Linked DNA regions of Homo sapiens: region 1 is linked to region 2. Evidence: chromatin loops called from intact Hi-C (ENCODE). Cell type or tissue: CD4-positive, alpha-beta T cell. All regions are shown on one strand. Links, peaks and the distances in the headings refer to the core of each region. The heading gives the core; the rest is flanking DNA.

Region 1 (5,370 bases), core at 313-5,312, 290 kb after region 2:
GGTCTCGAACTCCTGATCTTGTGATTCGCCTGCCTTGGCTTCCCAAAGTGCTGGGATTACAGGCATGAGCCACCACGTCTGGCCGATCCTCCCATGTTATCCTCCTGAGCAGCTGGGACTACAGGCGCATGTCACCAAACCCAGCTACTTTTAGTATTTTTGTAGAGAGGAGTCTCGCCTTGTTGCCCAGGCTGATCTCAAATTCCTGGGCTCAACTGACCTGCCCATCTCAGCCTCCTGAAGGGCTGGGATTTCAGGCTTGAGCCACTGTGCCTGTGGGAGATGTCTATTCAAGTATTTTGCCCCCTACTGGCCTACAGGAGCCTCTTTTGGAGTGCATCCACTTGGTCTTGAATTTTTGTTTTTTTGTTTGTTTGTTTGTTTGTTTTGAGATGGAGTTTCGCACTTGTTGCCCAGGCTGAGTGCAATGGCATGATCTTGGCTCACTGCAACCTCCGCCTCTTGGGTTCAAGTGATTCTCCTGCCTCAGCCTCCCGAGTAACTGGGATTACAGGCATGTGCCACCATGCCCGATTAATTGTGTATTTTTAGTAGAGATGGGGTTTCTCCATGTTGGTCAGGCTGGTCTTGAACTCCTGACCTCAGGTGACCCGCCTGCCTGGGCCTCCAAAGTGCTGGGATTACAGGCATGAGCCACCACACCTGGCCTTAGGTCTTGATTTATTTGTGGCTGGGCATAGTGGGTCACACCTGTAATCTCAGGAGTTTGGGAGGCTGAAGTGGGAGGATCGCTTGAGGCCAGGAGTTTGAGGTCAACCTAGGGTATCATAGTGAGACCCTTTCTCTACAAAAAATAAAAAATTATCTGGGCGTGGTGGCATGTGCCTGTAGTCCCAGCTACTCAGGAAACTGAGGAGGGAGGATTAATTGAGCCTGGGAGGTTAAGGCTGCAATAAGCCATGATGGTGCCACTGCACTCCAGCCTGGGTGACAGAGTGAGACCCTGTCTCAAAAAAAAAACAACAAAAAAAAGACATTTGCATGCTATTCTCATCCTCTCTACCAGACTATAACTTTCTTTGGAGCAGGGACCACGACTTTATCACTTAACTTTCCCAACAACATTGCAAACATAATCTGAGTGAAGCTGAATCCATCATCTTTTCCAACTCTTGTGTCCCTTAATTATGTTAATAGTACATAATCCTTTCAGTCACTATGGTACAGATCTCAAAGTCATCTCTCCACACACTTGTGGCCTGGGCTCAGTCTGCTGCTCAACAGTCACCCCCCCTTTTTTTTCTTTCTTGCTTTTCTCACTGTTGAGTTAAATCTTTCATTCTCTCTCGGGATCTAATTAGCATGCTAGTTTCTATTTTCCCAGCTGATTCAACCCTTTCACTTCCAGAGGAAGCTTTCTAAATTACAGTATTGGCCCAGCGTGGTGGCTCACGCCTGTAATCCCAACACTTTGGGAGGCCAAAGTGTGTGGACCACTTGAGGCCAAGAGTTCGAGGCCAGCCTGGCCAACATGGTGAAACCATCCCTAGTAAAAATACAAAAATGAGCTGGGCATGGTAGTGCACACCTGTAATTCCAGCTACTTGGGAGGCTGAGGCAGGAGAATCGCTTGAACGTGGGAGGTAGAGGTTGCAGTGAGCCGCAACCACCCCACTGCACTCCAGCCTGGGTGACTGAGTAGAGACTCTGTCTCAACAACAACAAAAAAGTGCAGTATTTTACTCTCCTAATAATTTTTTAAATGTCTTACCAAAAAAAGTAAAAATTCCTTAGTATGGCACTCCCCAACAGTTTTTCAGTTCTATTTCCTGTAAAGCTTGCACACACATCCAACCCTGTGGTCACACTGAACTACTGAATATTCCTAGGATTTGTCCCTTGTTCCACTCGTATGTCTTTGTTCACGTTCCTTTCATTTTGCCATTCAGGAGTAACCACTCCTTTCTCTGAACTCTTGGAGTACCTAATACCTCCTTTCCAGCATTTACCACTTTCCATTTCCTTCACACAATGTTGTCATCTTCTCTACTAGGCTCTAAGTCCCTTGAGGCAGGGCCTTTGTAGCCTCCACACCAGCTTAGCAACTGATACACAGAGCACTCAGATGTCCGTGCAGGGATCTCTCTATTCTCCACACAACACAGCACCATGCCCTGTTCAGATGCACTAATTATTTGAATGAATAAATGATGTTCCACCCCCACACCCCGGTCTTCTAGCCAATGTAGAGAGAAAGAAAAGAGATACATGTTGAACTGTTTGCACACAAAAGTGACGGGATATGGCACTAATTCTTCATACAGCCTCAAAGGTCACATCTTTTTTTTTTTTTTTTTTTAAGTTTCATTCTTGTCGCCCAGGCTGGAGTTCAATGACACGATCTCGGCTTACTGCAACATCCGCCTCCCGGGTTCAAGTGATTCTCCTGCCTCAGCCTCCCGAAGTAGCTAGGATTATATGCGCCCGCCACCACGCCCAGCTAATTTTTTTGCATTTTTAGTTGAGACGGGGTTTCACCATGTTGGCCAGGCTGGTTTTGAACTCCTGACCGCAGGTGATCCACCCGCCTTGGCCTCCCAAAGTGCTGGGATTACAGGCGTGAGCCACCACGCCCGGCCTAAAGGCCACATCTTAAAACCATACTCTGTAAAATCCTGACCCAGCTTCAGAGCTACGCCACTGCGTTGTTTCCTTTTGAAGCTGAATTCCACTGAACCTATACTTGAACCTTATCTAGAGGACTACAGCGTGTAATTGGGACAATCCCCTTTCTCATTCCTAAGAGGTGATGTGGCCGGGCGGACCTCCAGATTTCCAGCAACTATGACTGGCACTCTCCCCGCGACCAGCAAGTGCCACCTTGTCCTTTGCCTAACGTTGTACAGTTTACGAAATCAACGAACCAACACGTTGATTTCATCTTCCCTGCAAACTGGGGAGACAAGACAAAAATGCTCACCTCCCTAAAAAAACAGATTAGAGGGGAGATGGGGAAGAGAAGAGGCGTGGCTACGAGCTGTGGCGGGGAAGGCGGGTGGAATCCCGGAGCCCGAGCTGGAAACCGTTCCCCGCTCAGCCATGACCCGGGCTGTTTATTCGCATCAGGAGGCGCGGGTGGCTCGCAGAGGGCGAGAAGACCCTTCCCGCTTTCACACTGCAGGCAGCTAAGTCGCCGAGAAAGGCAGCAACTTGACGCCCGACCCCGCCACCCAAACCCGCTCGCTCTGCGACCCCAGAGCAGCCGGCGCCAACCCGTCCCCTTCGCGACTCCGCCGGAAGTCCCGCCTGCACCGCCGCCGCGCCCCATTGGGCCGGGTGCTGGGGCATCCCGGGCGCTGGGTGCCCCGAGCGGCTACGACGAGTCCCAGGTGGGGCCGGGCTCCAGGCCCGCGGGGGAGCGGAGCCGTGCGCCGCAGGCGGGCTCCGTGACGCCGGGTGGGGAACGCCGGGCCGGTGGCGGGACTTCCGCCACGGGACTCGGAAGGGGCCGCGCCGCCGCTGCTGGGAGTTGTAGTCCGGCCGTGGTTGGGGGAGCCGCGGCTCATGCGCGGTGCACAGAGGCTTGTTTCACATCTGTAACAACAGGTGAATTGGGCTTTTTATTCTCCCCTTTCGTGCCCTCTTGAGGAGCCTGCCGCGGCCGGGGGTGGTCGTCGTGAGGAGGGGGCCCGGTCCGACCGCCAGCCTGGCGGAGAGTGGGGCGGAGACGCCGGCGGGCCCGAGGAGCAGGCCGGGCATCCTAGGCCTGCCCGGGAAGCCGGCCCGGCCGATCCGTGGGCAGCCAGGCCTCGGCCTGCCGTTGCCATGGAGCCCGGGCGGGGGCGGGGGCCAGACCGGTCCGCCGGGGCGGGCCTCGCAGCCAGGGGCTCCGCGGAGGCCGTGGGAGAGGCCGCTTCATTGGCGCAACGACGCCTTCGCCTCGGGATGCGCCGTTTCCCCAGGCAGGGCCTGGAGGAAGCCTCCTGAGTGCCCCGAGACCTTTGTCTACTTCTCCTCCTTCCCGGTGCTGCCCGGACCGTTCGTCCAGAGGGAGGCCCGGTGCCTTCTGGCCCCCCTAGTTTGCCCCCTTTTGCACCGACCTTGTCACTGGGGGAGGCCAAGGGGTGAGGTATTCTTTGTTTGCTGGTGGTAACTTGTCCCATTTAGCAGGGGAAGACCAAATGCATGTTGGGTCCTTTGTTTGCAGTGAACTGGAGTCCCAGGGGTCCTCAGAAACCCTAAGCCAGGGATATGGCATATCTAGTCGTTGTGTAGCAACATTGGTCACTTGAATTATGATTTTTCAAGGCAGAGGCTGTTTCACTTTACAACCCCACTCCATGAGGGTTTGCCATACACTAGCAGGTAGACTGCAGAAGGCCACTTACAGGCTTTCAACCTGGTTTTAGTTGCAGCTTATGGGCCAGAGTGAAATGAGACGTTGTCTGGTGATTTCCCTTGAAGTTTCTTGCAAGGTGGTAACCCCACTGTCATTGTGGGTTTTAACTACATCTTGTAATTTACACTTAAATCTTAGAGATTTAAGGCGATGTGCAGAAACTACATCCTTTGCTGCGTTTTCTACCGGTGTTGGCTCTTTATCCCTAAAAGATAGTTGCTCTTCAAGTGTTTTAATTTATGTAGCTGTGATACAAAGTTTTATTAGGGCCGGGAGCGGTGTCTCACGCCTGTAATCCCAGCACTTTGGGAGGCCGAGGCGGGTGGATCACCTGAGGTCAGAAGTTTGAGACCAGCCTGGCCAACATGGCTAGACCTCGTTTCTACTAAAAATACAAAAATTAGCCGGGCATGGTGGCGTGCGCCTGTAACCCTAGCTACTTGGGAGGCTGAGGCAAGAGAATTGCTTGAACCCAGGAGGCCGAGGTTGCAGTGAGCCAAGATCGCGCCATTTCACCCCAGCCTGGGCAACAAGAGCGAAACTCCTTCTCAAAACAAAACAAAACAAAAACCACACACAAGTTTTATTAGCTGTTGGACCTTTCTTGCCCCTTTCAGCCTTTGAAGATAACAGTATAATATGTCTCAAGGAATGAACCGTAGTACATTTAGGCAACAGCATAATATCCTGGAAATAAGAAAATTAGCCTAGTATAAGCATGGAGGGTTTTGGAGTCAGCATGCTTCAATGCTGATTTCCATCTGCCCTGAGGCAGCTATGGGATCTTGGGCAGGTTGTGTAACCTGTGCTTCAGTTTTCTTCTCTGGAAAGATAATTCCTACCTCACTGGATAGTTGCCTGGATTAAATGGGGTAAAGTCTATGGAAGTATGTTGTGAACTGTAAAAATGGTATTCAACTTTGAGTTATTGTTATTTTCCCAATCTTGAAGAGTATTATAGCTTCTTTATGTTAGATTATCATAATTATTATGGGATTAGAACTCAAAGT
Region 2 (5,350 bases), core at 1-5,000:
CAGTCTTAGGAAGAATTGGATCCTGAACAAAGGATGCTTTTACCATCAGACTCCAGTGAAAATCAGATTGCTAGGACTGGAAGAGGCCTTCAAAAGGCCTCCCTGCCAACTACTTTATATTCTGATGCCAATTCTATTCTGTAGGGTGAGGGAGAAGGGAGGAAGAAGCAGTTGCTGATACAGATGTCTGATAACAAAGTTCACCCAATGGCCCTGCTTCAGAGGCCTGATCATGGAGAGCTCTAGAAAGACCTCTAAGGGTGGTCTCTGCAGAGCCTGACTGTCCTGCTCCATTCACCTCTATTTCTGTCAGTGACAGGGAAGGTCAGGATCAAGTGATATCATGCATGCCACCTCCTTGCCGTGTGACCTTCCACAAATGCCTTAACTTCTCTGGGCTTCAGGTTTTTTCACTTACAAAATGTGAAAGATCACATCGTCAGACCTTCAGTGTTACCCCTAGTGCTGTCATTTCCTGGTGCCCACTTGATTACTCCATTCTTTCACCTGGCCCTAGGCTGACTTTGGAAGTGCCAGTGGTAACTGGCAAGGTAATCAGAGTCATCTGGACAAGAACTGCCTGGCAACTAAAATCCACAAGGATCTACTGAAAGCTACAATTTGGCGCTATGGGGTCATAAAAAGGCTTTAGACACTTAGTATCCTGGTTGCCTGGAGGAGTTTACCATTTCATTAGGAAGACAAAGATTATGAATAAACCAGGCTGGGCGTGGTGGCTCACGCCTGTAATCCCAGCACTTTGGGAGGCAGAGGCGGGCGGATCACCTGAGGTCAGGAGTTCCAGACCAGCCTGGCCAACATGGTGAAACCCCGTCTCTAACAAAAAATACAAAAAAAAATCAGCCAAGTAATTAGCCCGGTGTGGTAGCGCACGCCTGCAATCCCAGCTACTTGGGAGGCTGAATAAGGAGAATCACTTGAACCCGGGAGGTGAGGTTGCAGGGAGCCGAGATCGCGCCAGTGCACTCCAGCCCAGGCGAGGGAGCGAGACTCCATCAAAAATAAATAAATAAATAAATAAGCCAAAAGATACACTCCTGAAAGAGGTTACTCCTACGTTAAAATGTGAAAGGTTTCAAGGTACCCCGGAGTGTGAGGAGGGTGGAGAGAACAGGCCAGCCTGGGGTGCCCAAGACGGACTTGGTCCAAGCCAATTTGGCTCTGTCCTGCTTCTAACAGTTCTATTAGAGATCACAAGGAGGAAGAGTAAGAAGAACAGCAGCGTTCAATACAATGTGCCAATTGCTCCGGGGCGAGGTGGCGGTTAGGAAGCTCGCCCATGAAGACGGCGGCGAAACGAACTCCCCTCTCCTCTCGGGCCTATTCTGCAGTCTCCTCTGAGCGCCTGGGACCCCCCACCCCAGTGAACATGCACAGCGCGCCACAGTTCACGTCCGCGAATATAACCCAACCCCACTGTCGGCCATGCTTCCCAGGTACTTTTTTTTTTTTTTTTTGAGGTGGAGTCCCGCTCTGTCGCCCAGGCTGGAGTGCGGTGGCGAGATCTCGGGTCACTGCAACCTCCGCCTCCCGGGTTCAAGCAATTCTCCTGTCTCAGCCTCCCGAGTAGCTGAGATTACAGGCATGAGCCACCACGCCCGGCTAATTTTTGTATTTTTCGTAGAGACGGGGGTTTCACCATCTTGGCCAGACTTGTCTCGAACTCTTGACCTTAGATGATGCACCCGCCTCGGCCTCCCAAACTGCTGGGATTACAGGGGTGAGCCACCGCGCCCGGCCGCTTCCCAGGGACTTTTAAGGACACGCACAGCCGTTGAGAATATGCGAGATGGCCCAGAAGCCCACTTTCGGCGGGCCCAAGCCTCCAGTCCAATCCCCGGGTCGATCCTCTGCGGACTACAACTCCCAGGTACCCCGTGCCGGGTCGTCGCGCCATTCCCCGGGGTCGTGCGCACCGCCTCCCGGATGCAGTATTCCGCTGCCCTGCCAGGTCCCGCCCCCTTCCGGCCAGCGGGACCTCTTACCTGCTCCGCCCTGTCGGGGGTGGTGTTAAGCAGGTTATTAAGTTCCACGAACATTCCGAGCTCCTGGGACTAGCGCTCTGGAGGAGAACCCGGAGTGCTGCAGAGACGACGGAGGCTGGAGAGCAAAACACACCCGACAGCCCGGCTCGCGCAAGGAAGCGCGCATGCGCAATGCCACTTTTGCGAGCCAGCCACAGCCAATGAGGCGGGTGCCTCGATGGGACCGCTGCGCACGCGCGTAGACGTCCGTCGAGTCCCAGGTGGTAGGAAACGATGGGCTTCTCTGTGCGACTGCCAGCGGCCTCTGGCGGCTCATTCCGCGCAGATCTGCGTGGCGCCCGAGCCCTCCCAGTGGGCCCCCAAGGCTCCACGCGACCGAGTATTCTTCTTCCCTTGGCCTCGCTCTCTGCCCAGCCCCGGGCTCCTTTTCTCCACACGTGGCTGTCAAGCGCCTTCTGTATGCCCCACACTCCTGGGAGCTTGGGCTACATCGATGAACAAAAACAAAGGACAGGGAATTTATTATTATTATTATTATTATTATTATTATTATTATTATTTAATTGAGACGGAGTCTTGCCCTGTCGCCCAGGCTGGAGTGCAGTGGCGCGATCTCGGCTCACTACAGTCTCCGCCTCCTGGGTTCACGCCATTCTCCTGCCTCAGCCTCCCGAGTGTAGCTGGGACTACAGGCGCCCGCCACCACGCCCGGCTAATTTTTTGTATTTTTAGTAGAGACGGGGTTTCACCGTGTTAGCCAGGATGGTCTTGATCTCCCGACCTCGTGATCCGCCGGCCTCGGCCTCCCAAAGTGCTGGGATTACAGGCATGAGCCACCACGCCCGGCCGACACGGAATTATATCTTGAAAAGTTGTGTGGAGAAAAGCAAAGTGGGATTAGAGAGTACCAATGGGGGCAGGGGTAGGTTCCAGAATTAAAGAGGTTGTCAGGGTGGGTCTCACTAAGAAAGTGTGGTTGCGGCTGGGCGCGGTGGCTCACACCTGTAATGCCAGCACTTTGGGAGGCCTAGACGGAGGGATCACGAGGTCAGGAGTTCGAGACTAGCCTGGCCAATATAGTGAAACCCCCTTCTCTATTAAAAATACAAAAAATTAGCCTGGCGTGGTGGGGGGCGCCTGTCATCCCAGCCACTCGGGAGGCTGAGCCAGTAGAATCGCTTGAACCTGGGAGGCAGAGGTTGCAGTAAGCCGAGATCACGCCATTGCTCTCTAGCCTGGGCAGCAGTGTGAGACTTCGTTAAAAAACAGTGTGGTTGCAACACGCCCTGTATGCCTGTCCTCAGAGCCTTTATACTAACTCTTCCCTCTTCCTGGAATGCCCCTTTTCCCAGATATTAAGCTGATTTTAAAATTCCCCACTTCCTTCAGGTCTCTGCTCCGATGTCACTTTATTCGTGAGGCCTTCCCTGAGCACCTTACTTAAATCACAAACTGTCCCTTTCCCAACACTTCTTTTTCCTTGCTTTTATTTTTTTCCATAACATTTATATCTATTATACCGTATATAGTTTTGTTCTAGCCCAATCAGCCTCAGATCAGTGGACAAACCTGTAATTCCACCAAAGTCAAGTTTATTGACAGTCACTAAAATAATTGTTATATGATTTGGGAAAGAGTCGAATTCAGGTGAAATTTAAGTGAACCGGTGTTTGATATGCTCAAAGCACAGCACAGCTGTGTGTGGAGTCCTAATCTGGCGTGGACTGCAAAGGGGACCCAGGGTCATTTCTGTGGAAACTACAAGGTTAAGATCGATGTGGAATGTAATCGTTAGCTGAAGCTCTGCACCTGGGATGGAAATCAAGGCTGCTTCTCTGTGTCAAAGGGATGTAGATCCTTCAGCCAAGAATGAGATGTTTCATGCTTATTGAAATGTGAGAAAGAGAAAAAAAAATTGGCCTGACACTCACAGCTAGGTCTTGGTGTTCCTGTTGAGCATAAACAATTTCATAAAACACCAACATCAGACTGATTGTGACGGATCAAGACAAAACTAGAACACTCCATAATCATGTTGAACACAAAACATGTACATTGTCCAAGCCACAACCAAACATCTCATTTCCCAGCAAATAAGAGTACCACTTCTTTACCAATCTCTTTAGCCTGATACAAGTTCTTTTTTTTTTTTTTTTGGCCTGATACCAGTTGTTTATCACATACTGGCTTTGCAAAGATGCCTCCCTGTAAATAAGATATATCAGGGTACCTAATCATAGAATTACCCCAATCTTCTGACAGCCTCCATCTCCAAGCAAAGCTGTACTTCCTTAAACCCTCCCCTAAATCACTTAACAAGCCCAAATCCTATAATTATTTTCTAACACTCTCTTAATGAGACACCCCATGGTTCCCCCATGGTGTACATTCTCCCTCATAGCAATGAGTAATAAACTTAGTGTTTTCAGTAATAAGTATATTCCTGGTGGTCATTGCCTGGAGGGAATAGACATGATGTCAAGCAGCAAAGTTTTAATTTTAGAGAACAAAGTTTCTTGCTAAGAAAGCAGTAGTCGCCACCGAGTGAGGTGGCTCATGTTACATGGGAGGCTGAGGCAAGATAATTACTTGAAGCCAGGAGGTGGAGGCTGCAATGAGCCGAGATCACACCACTACACTCCAGACTGTGCGACAGAGCAAGACTCTGTCTTAAAAAAAAAAAAGAAAAGAAAAGGAAGAAAAGAAAAAGAAAAAAAGCGGTAGTCTCTCAAAGAAAGGGGTTATTTATGAGACTACAGCTGCAGCATGTTTAATCCCAGCTACGTGGGAGACCTTGAACCTGGGAGATGGAGGTTGCAGTGAGCTGAGATCGCGCCATTGCACTCCAGCCTGCACATCTATTATCTGTGATGAGAAAATAGCAGGACAGGTTTTCACAGTCTGAACTAATTTTACGTTTCTTACTTTCCTTATTTGAACTTTAGTACCAGAAGGCAAGAGGACAGGGATTTTTGCCTGTCTTCTTTGCTGTTATTTCCTCAGTGCCTAAAAGACTGCCAGGCATTGGGCCGGGCACGGTGGCTCATGCCTGTAATCCTGGCACTTTGGGAAGCTGAGGTGGGCAGATCACTTGAGGTCAGGAGTTTGAGACCAGCCTGGCCAACATGGTGAAACCCTGGCTCTACTAAAAATACAAGAATTAGCTGGGCTTAGTGGCACATGTCTGTAATCCCAGCTACTCGGGAGGCTGAGGCAGGAGAATCATTTGAACCCGGGAGGCAGAGGTTGCAGTGAGCCGAGATCTCGCCATTGCACTCCAGCCTGGGTGATTATTTTCCAAAGTGGTTGTACCATTTTACATTCCCACCAGCAATGTATAAGGG

The links. A loop is a pair of places that touch in the nucleus more often than their neighbours do. Peaks named below come from ENCODE experiments on the same cell type or tissue, not always from the same donor. Only the 100,000 strongest peaks of a DNase experiment are listed, where the experiment ranks them.
Region 1: it touches region 2 in a loop (9-fold over the local background); 48 of 110 quality-filtered maps call a loop at or near these places.

What each region holds. Positions count from the first base shown.
Region 1 is chr3:47,799,646-47,805,015 of GRCh38, forward strand. DHX30 (DExH-box helicase 30) reads left to right here and starts at 3,493. Exons shown (of 22, transcript NM_138615.3): 1 at 3,493-3,567. RefSeq lists silencers at 3,064-3,913, 5,091-5,287 and an enhancer at 3,638-4,163. In CD4-positive, alpha-beta T cell, for the core only: a CTCF peak has its summit at 375; a DNase peak (open chromatin) is centred at 3,426; H3K4me3 peaks cover 1,999 bases; H3K27ac peaks cover 1,359 bases.
Region 2 is chr3:47,511,531-47,516,880 of GRCh38, forward strand. It overlaps ELP6 (elongator acetyltransferase complex subunit 6), which reads right to left and starts at 2,182. Exons shown (of 7, transcript NM_001031703.3): 1 at 2,007-2,182. The coding sequence starts at 2,060. RefSeq lists enhancers at 1,597-1,706, 2,037-2,146. In CD4-positive, alpha-beta T cell, for the core only: CTCF peaks have their summits at 2,304 (motif pointing left) and 2,510; DNase peaks (open chromatin) are centred at 1,401, 1,931 and 2,241; H3K4me3 peaks cover 1,796 bases; H3K27ac peaks cover 1,531 bases.